2 separate regions of the Homo sapiens genome follow, and region 1 is linked to region 2. A link is an interaction called in ENCODE POLR2A ChIA-PET data of the cell type or tissue named here. Cell type or tissue: K562. All regions are shown on one strand. Each heading gives the region's core, and the rest is flanking DNA. Links, peaks and the distances in the headings are about the cores only. Region 1 holds the start of KLK12 (kallikrein related peptidase 12). Region 2 overlaps LOC105372441 (a long non-coding RNA gene).

Evidence for each region. Peaks named below come from ENCODE experiments on the same cell type or tissue, not always from the same donor. Only the 100,000 strongest peaks of a DNase experiment are listed, where the experiment ranks them.
Region 1: POLR2A ChIA-PET joins it to region 2 with 7 read pairs; 2 of 35 experiments call an interaction of 5 or more read pairs at or near these places.

The regions. Positions count from the first base shown.
Region 1 is chr19:51,034,884-51,039,264 of GRCh38, reverse strand. KLK12 (kallikrein related peptidase 12) reads left to right here and starts at 4,263. Exons shown (of 6, transcript NM_001370125.1): 1 at 4,263-4,381. RefSeq lists an enhancer at 649-1,149. In K562, for the core only: a CTCF peak has its summit at 2,584; a DNase peak (open chromatin) is centred at 2,594; H3K27me3 peaks cover 497 bases.
Region 2 is chr19:50,836,584-50,840,964 of GRCh38, reverse strand. All of the region lies in intron 2 of LOC105372441 (a long non-coding RNA gene), which reads right to left. Among named protein-coding and RNA genes, the nearest start is that of KLK15, 5.2 kb to the right of the region's middle. RefSeq lists silencers at 358-545, 2,417-2,546. In K562, for the core only: a CTCF peak has its summit at 2,488; a DNase peak (open chromatin) is centred at 2,504.

The DNA of each region.
Region 1 (4,381 bases), core at 204-4,203, 200 kb before region 2:
TGTTAGCCAGGCTGGTCTCAAACTCCTGACCTCAGGTGATCTGCCTGCCTCGGCCTCCTGAAGTGCTGGGATTACAGACATGAGTCACCGTGCTTGGCCCGCAATACCTTTTTCTTATGCATTTCAAAGTCCATGGCCAGCACCCCTATAACAAAAGACAGGTTAATGAGATAAAAGCGTAACAAGTGGATTTAACAGTTTTATGTGACATGAAAGCCTTCAGAAATGAAGACCCAAAAACTCAGGGAAAATTGTGTCATTTTGAGGTTCAATGAAGAAGGCGTTGGCATGTAGACATGTGATGTGAAAAACCAGGTACGATCTTGGGAGGCCGAGGTGGGAGGATCATGAGGTCAGGTGTTCGAGACCAGCCTGGCCAATATGGTAAAGCCCCATCTCTACTAAAAATACAAAAATTAGCTGGGTGTGGTGGCAGGTGCCTGTAATTCCAGCTACTCAGTAGGCTGAGGCAGAAGAATTGCTTGAACCCAGGAGGCGGAGGTTGCAGTGAGCCGAGATTGTGCCACCGCACTTCAGCCTGGGCAACAGAGCGAGACTCCATCTCAAAAAAACCCAACCAACTCAACAAACAAACAAAAACCAAAAAACAGGTATGATCTCTTGGTCATAAATTGAGGGGGGATCCCAGCAGGTCCCATTTGTTCAGATTCTTCTGGGCCTTTCTGTGTTGCATTTCTTCCTCTGCAGGACACCTGTCACATGAGGGTCTTCAGGGGAAAAGGAATTCTAGTGTCTGTGACTGCTTCAAAGGAGAAGTAAGGGGAGAGGAGAGGAAAGCAGGAGGAGGTTGGAGAGAACCTCTTGTTCCTGAGGTCTTCCAATCTCCTTCAGCTCAAAGCACTCAGCATGCTGAAGTTCCAGACTCTGGGCTATCACGTTCTGACATGCAACACAGGCAACACCCCAGCTCCATCCACGTTTCTCCAAAAGCACAGGCATGACGTCATATGGTGACAAACACCCTTGTCCAAAGGAAGCCCATAGGATACGCTAATTCTAGATTCACAAATACTCTAGAGGAACTCACACAATGGGATGGGCCAGTGCCCCACACAGAGTATGAGGCCTCCCACCTTGGTTGAATATCTTTTTCTTTTTTTTCTTTTTTTTTTTTTTTGAGACGGAGTCTCACTCTGTCACCCAGGCTGGAGTGCAGTGGCTCGATCTCGGCTCACTGCAACCTCTGCCTCCCAGGTTCAAGTGATTCTCCTGCCTCAGCCTCTGGAGTAGCTGGAATTACAGGTGCCCACCACCACAACTGGCTAATTTTTGTATTTTTAGTAGAGACGAGGGTCCACCATGTTGACCAGGCTTGTCTCGAACTCCTGGTCTCAAGTGATCTGCCCACCTCGGCCTAGTGCTGGGATTACAGACGTGAGTCACCACGCCCGGCCCCACCTTGGTTAAATTTCTGAAAATCATTTGGTAAAGTGAGGACCCCTCCAGCTGAGACACTGCCAGGAAACAGCTATTGAGTCTCTTAGCACCCACAGCATTAAAACAAACCCAAAACATTTTAGGCCTCGTTGAGTTCTGGAGGCAAAATATTCCTCATCTACAAATTTATTTTATTTTATTTTTTAATAAAAGTTATTATTATTTTTTTTTATAGAGAGACAGGGTCTTGCTCTGTGACCCAGACTAGAGTGCAGTGGTGTGACCATGGTTCACTGCAGCCTCCACCTCCTGGGCTCAAGCGATCCTCCCACCTCAGCCTGCCAAGTAGCTGGGACCACAGGTATGCCCCTCCCCCAGGCTAACTTTTTTTTACTTTTTGTGGAGATGAGGTCTCACTATGTTGCCCATGCTGGTCTTTTTTTTTTTTTTTTTTTTTTTTGAGACGGGAGTGCAGGCTGGAGTGCCCAGGCTGGAGTGCAGTGGCACAATCATAACTCACTGCAGCCTCAAACTCCTGGGGTCAAGTGATCCTCCCACCTCAGCCTCCCACATAACTAGGACTACAGGCCTGTGTCACCATAATGCCTGGTTAATTTTTTTAGTTTTTGTTTGTAGAAACAGGGTCTCACTATGTTACCCAGGCTGGCCTCTAACTCCTGGCCTCAATCCATCCTCCCATCTCAACCTCCCAAAGTGCTAGGATTATAGCCACGAGCCACCATGCCCGGCCCCATACTTATATTTACTTGTAGTGAGAACACTTAAACCCTACTCGGTCAGTAATTTTCAAGTACACAATACATTGTTACTAACTATATACATGGTATTTTTAATTTGCATGAATGCTCCTTAAAATCAGCGAGCCCGCCTTATTTTTTGTATTCAATTTTATTGGATATAAATTCCACATCAGTAAACCTGATTCTCTTAAAAATCTACACAGAAAAAAAAAAAGAGAGAGAGGTTGAGTTGGGTAGTTGTTGGTATTTTTGTTTTTGTTTCTTTGCTTATTCAGTTGAGGTTTATTGTAAAACTTGACACCAGAAAAAGGAAGAAGTGGCGTTTTTGTGCTGTGAGCGTGTGACGTGTGTCCTTTCCAGAGAAAGGACAGTCATGGTGCTTTTTTATCCTCTCTGCCCAAAGAAGGAAAGCTCTTAACAGCCAGCAGGAGGCTTTGTAGGGACCAGCGTTATCAACGCCAGTCGCGCTGACCAATGATGAGTTAAAGCAGTTAGGTCGTTTCTAAGAGCAAATCAAAAGCTAAGGTTCTGTGATTCTGAAAATGAGACACGGACAGAGACTGGAGACCCAGAGAGAAAGTGAAGGACTAAAAGACAGTCATAGGGTGGGAGTTTGCTCTCCTCTGTTTTGTTCTGGGTTTTTTTGTTTGTTTGTGCGCTCTGTCTGACCGCTTTTCTTTTTTTTCTTTTTCTTTCTTTTTTTTTTTTTTTTTTTTGAGATGGAGTCTTGCTCTGCCGCCCAGGCTGGAGTGCGGTGGCACAATCTCGGCTCACTGCAAGCTCCGCCTCCCACGTTCAAGGGATTCTCCTGCCTCAGCCTCCCGAGCAGCTGGGATTACAGGCATGCACCACCACACTCAGCTAATTTTTGTATTTTTAGTAGAGATGGGGTTTCACCATATTGACCAGGCTGGTCTTGAACTCCTGGCGTCAAGTGACTTGCCCGCCTCGGCCTCCCAAAGTGTTGGGATTACAGGCGTGAGCCACCGCGCCTGGCCCTGACTGCTTTTCTCTTGGTTTGTTTCTCAATCCCCCTTCCTCTGAGCCGAATTCCCTTTTTGTTCTCATTTTCTCTCTCTGTCCCCTCTCTCTCTCCTTCTTTCTCTCCTTCCATTCCTCCTAGATGAAGCAAAAACTCAGATAAACCAGCACAGAGGCCAGGTATGGTGGCTCACACCTGTAATCCCGGCACTTTGGGAAGCCAAGGCAGGCAGGTTGCTTGAGGCCAGGAGTTCAAGACCAGCCTGGCCCACATGGTGAAACCCCGTCTCTACTAAAAATACAAAAATTAGCCGGACATGGTGGCACGTGCCTGTAATCCCAGGTACTCAAGAGGTGGAGGTTGCAGTGAGCGGAGATCACAGCCCTGCACTCCAGCCTGGGTGACAGAGCGAGACTCCATCTCAAAACGAAAAACAAAAAACAGCACAAAGTTCCCTTGTCCTGTGACTCATTCTCTCTCTCTCTTTCTACCATTTCTCCTTCCCTGTGTCTTTTTTTTTTCTCTCTGTGGGTTTTATTTAAGCAATAGAAGTTCTTAGCAAAGAAAAACTTTATGGAATTAGATTGATCCACTTCATATGTACATATATGAACTCAGTTCAGAAACTCTCTTCTACCCCTGCCTGATCACCTATTTGGAAGTCTGTTCCTTCAACTCTTCTTCTCTTTCTGGGACTCTTTCTAGCTTGGGCTTCCTGCCCCTCCCGTCCACTCTCCTGCTTTCACAGCCTCTCCTTCCCCCTGCCCCTCCCCTGCACTGCATGGGGATGGGCCCCAGGTGTCCAAGGTCTCCCCACCCTCCTTTGTCACTGGAGTCAGGATTAGAACCCAGCTCCCTAGTCACCTTGAGTCATCAGTCCTGGGGCTGCTGACGGGCTTGCAGAGGAGAGAGGGAGTGGGGCTGGGTCTTCCCACCCTGGGTCCTTTCCTCCTTCCCCACTCCGTTTAGCTGTAAAGCTCAATTAAGTGTGATTAGCTGAGAAGAGTTTCTGCAGAATTAGAGCACGCCCCACCCCTGTCTTCGTGGTCCCCTTCCCTTAACCCGGAAACTGGATGGGCCAGGACAAAGAGAGTTAAGAGCTTTGTCAGTGGTCTGTCTGGAGCGACAGATGGAAGGAAAGGGACCGGTTGAGCAACATGACAGGTGGCTGAGGAGCCAGGTGCAGAGTGGTAGAGTTGGCTGGCGGAGTGGCCAGCACATGAGAAGACAGGCAGGTAGG
Region 2 (4,381 bases), core at 97-4,096:
ATTGTTGTGGGTACATAGCAGGTGGATATATTTATGGGGTACATGAGATATTTTAATATAGGCATATAATGTGTAATAATCACATGAGGGTAAATGGGGTATCCATTACCTCAAGCATTCACCCTTTGTGTTACAAACAATCTAATTATATTCTTTTTGTTGTTTTTAAATGTACAATTAAATTATTATTGACCACAGTCACCCTGTTGTGCTATCGAATACTAGATCTTATTCTATTTCCTCGTACCCATTAACCATCCGCACTTCCCCACTACCCACATACCCTCACCCTCCCCAGCCTCTGATAACTATGCTTCTACTGTCTATCTCCATTAACTCAGTTGGTTTTGTTTTTGTTTTTTGTCCCTATTTCTCCAGGCTTCTGGAGATGGAGTCTCGCTCTGTCTCCCAGGTCGCTGGAGTGCACTGGAGAGGTCTTGGCTCACCACAACCCCCTCCTCCCAGGTTCAAGCACTTCTGTGTCTCAGCCTTCCAAGTAGCTGGGAATACAGGCACGCGCCACTGCGCCTGGCTAATTCTTGTATTTTTAGTGGAGACAGGGTTTCACCATGTTGGCCAGGCTGGTCTTGAACTCCTTACCTCAGGTGATCCACCTGCTTCAGCCTCCCAAAGTGCTGGGATTACAGGTGTGAGTGCCCGGCTAATTGTTTCAATTTTTAGCTCCCAAAAATAAATGAGAACCTGTGAAGTTTATCTTCTGTGCCTGACTTATTGCACTTAACATCATAACCTCCAGTTCCATCCATGTTGCAAATGACAGGCTCTCATTCTTTCTGATGGCTGAATAGTGTTCCACTGTGTATATGTACCACATTTTCTGTATCCATTCATTTGTTGATGGACACTTAGGTTGTCTCTAAATCTTAGCTATTGGGAATAGTGCTGCAATAAACATCATTCTTGGCAATACCACAGCCAGCTTTCCTGCACTGGGAGGTGGGGTGTTCCATGATGACTTTTTACAATCTCAGCCTGGGCAACATATCAAGACCCCATCTCCACAAAAAAAAAAACAAAACGTAAAAATTAGCCAGGTATGGTGGCACACACTTGTAGTCCCAGCTACTCGGGAGGCTGATACCAGAGGATCGCTTAAACCCAGGAGTTTGAGGTAGCAGTGAGCTATGATTGCACCATTGCACTCCAGCCTGGGCAACAGAGCAAGACCCCAACTCTAAAAAATAAAAACTAAAAGAAGCTGACAGGATCACGGGGAGAGGGGAGCAGAAACACAGACATGGGGAAAGTGAGCAGGAGTCACGGGAGGGAGAAGACACACGTCTCCCCAGCTCCCTCCTCCCTCAGACCCCCCAGCCCCTCCTCCTTCAGACCCAGGAGTCCAGGACCCCAGCCCCTCCTCCCTCAGACCCAGGAGTCCCAGATCCCAGCCTCTCCTCTCTCAGACCCAGGAGTCCAGGCACCAGCTTCTCCTCCCTCAGACCCAGGAGTCTGGGCCTCCACCTCCCTCCTCCCTCAGACTCCCCAGCCCCTCCTCCTTTAGACCCAGGAGCTCAGGACCCCAGCCCCTCCTCCCTCAGACCCAAGAGCAAACCTCCTATGAACAAACGCAGAAGGGAAGCTTCCAGAAAGGGAAGAGGAGGGAGCTGGAAAGTGGGCTGGGGGCTCAGGACTCTAGCGAAGAGGTCTATGGGTGGGGGTGGAACACAGAGAGGGAGACGCAGGCAGGGCAGGCCTTTCTCTCCCAGCCCCAGAGTGCAGGACCCAGGAGTCCAGGCCCCAGCCCCACCTCCCTAAGATGCCCCAGCCCCTCCTCCCACCGACCCAGGAGTCCGGGTCCCTAGCCTCCTCCTCCCTCAGACCCAGGAGTCCAGACTCCAGCCCCACCTCCCTTAAACCCCCCAGCCCCACCTCTCTCAGACCTCCCCAGCCCCAGCTCCCTCAGACCCAGGAGTGCGGGCCCCCAGCCCCTCCTCCCTCAGACCCAGGAGTCCAGACTCCAGCCCTACCTCCCTCAAACCCCCCAGCCTCCTCCTCCCTCAGACCCCCCAGCCCCTCCTCTCTCAGACCCAGGAGTGCAGGCCCTCAGCCCCACCTCCCTCAGACTCAGGAGTTCAGACCCTAGCCCCTCCTCCCTCAGATCCCCCAGGCCTTTCTCCCTCAAACCCAGGAGTCCGGGCCCTCAGTCCCACCTCCCTCAGACCCAGGAGTCCAGACCCCAGCCGCTCCTCCCTTGGACCCAAGAGTCTGAGTCCCCAGCCCCCTCCTCCCTCAGACCCCCCAGCCCTTCTTCCTTGAGACCCAGGAGTCCTGGACACCAGCCACCCGTCCCTCAGTCCCAGGAGTCCCGGCCCCCAGCCTCTCCTTTCTCAGACCCAGGAGTCCAGGCACCAGCCTCTCCCTCCTCAGACCCAGGAGTCCAGGCCCCCAGCCCCTCCTCCCTCAGACCCAGGAGTAAAACTGCTATGAACAAACGCACAATTGATGCCACCTATCGGTAAGGCCCTCCCAGGACAAAAGAAGAGAAGATGTGGGTTTTTCTGCCTCCTCCCCTCCAGCTTCCCCCAGCACAGCCCAGGAAATAAAGTCTCAGAGAAGAACTCGTCTGCGTGTGACATTCTCTTTGCTTGACGTCACACTCTCATACCAGGGTCTCACACCTCCATTTCCTCTCCCTGGGCCTCAGTTCCCCCATCTGTAAAACAGGGGTCTTGATAAAGGGGTCACAGGGATTCAGAAAAAGATACCACATCTGGGAGATCAAAACAGTGGCTTCTGGCTGGGCGCGGTGGCTCACGCCTGTAATCCTAACACTTTGGGAGGCCAAGGCAGGTGGATCACTTGAGGTCAGGAGTTCAAGACCAGCCTGGCCAACACTGTGAAACCCCAACTCTACTAAAAATACAAAAATTAGCCGGCTGTGCTGGTGGGTGCCTGTAATCCCAGCTACTCAGGAGGCTGAGGCAGGAGAATCGCTTGAACCCAGGAGGCGGAGGTTGCAGTGAGCCAAGATCATGCCATTGCACTCCAGCCTGGACAACAAGAGCGAGACTCCGTCTCAAAAAAAAAAAAAAACAAAAAACAGAAAACAAAACAAAACAAAAAGCACAGTGGCTTCTTCCAGTGCCAAATCTGCTGCTACCCAACTGTGTCATCTGAGAAAGACCCCACATAACCATCCCTCCCCAGCTTTCAGTTCCCAAGGGTAATAGGACAGACTGATAATGGCCCAGCACTCACTCAGTGCCGGGCACAGATTTCAAGAATGAACACCTCAAAACACTCCCACAGAAGAGGGAGGAGCAATTATTACCCCCACTTTATAGTTGAGGCAGCTGAGGCACAGAGAGGCTAAGTGACTTGCCTGAGGGTGCACAGTATTATGGGACAGAGGCAGAACTCAAACCCGGGCCACCTGGCTCCAGCGGCTACATCTGAATCACGTGCCGTGTTAACCGGTCTTGCAAGCCTCAGCCTGATTTTATGATTCGCACACCTGCTCCATGGGTATGACCTCATCCAACCCCTGTGAGGTCCCTCCCATTTCCACCCCACCGCAACGGAAGACCCCTTCGCAGATGAGCACCTGACACCCAGAGAGCTGATGCTTCTCACAAGGGGCACCAGGACCCCGAGAACCATTCTCTTGATTCCACTTCTGCAGCCTGGGTGACCTTCACCAGTGACCCCCGCACTCCCGTCTGCTCATGTGTTAAATGAATGAATCGTCATAATTTACTATATGCTCTGAGCTCCTAACACAAACTAAGTCGTTACTCCTCGAAAAACTCTACGAGGGGATCCTCTGATTTTAAGGATAAGAAACTGAGACACAGAGAAGAAAAAACTCTTACCAGGGTCTCCCAAAATAGTAAGTAGTGGAACAGAGATCTGCACCCATGCTGTCTGGATCCAGACCCAGCGCCCTGAAACAGCAGCTTGTCTGGTTCCAGAAGGAACGGAGGCCGTGGTGAGACTAAGTTAGAAGAGGGCCAGCACCTCATGGGGAGGCCCTTCGGGCACCACGAGTCCAGTCCCGCTCCGGAGGTGGGCAGTCTGCAGGCCCCCTGAGAAGGGGGTTTGAGGGGAGGCTTTTTCCTGCTGGGGAATCTCAAAGGGCTTAAAACTGCAGACCGAGAAGCCGGGACCTTGCCCAGGGGTGATGGGGAGCTGCAAGGGAAGGCTGTGAGCAGGGGAGGGGCGGGGTGATCTCCAAGTGCAGAGAGACCCTCTAGGGCCACGTGGTGACCGACAGGAGGCTGTCCTCCCGGACAGGAGGAGCGAGGGTCCAGAGAGAGAGGAGGACGTCTGAGCTGGAGCCAGGCCAAGGGGACAGAGAGGAGGGGACGGGGCAGAGAGAGGCAGGGGCCGAAGGGACAAGGCTGGGGACCGATGGGCTGTA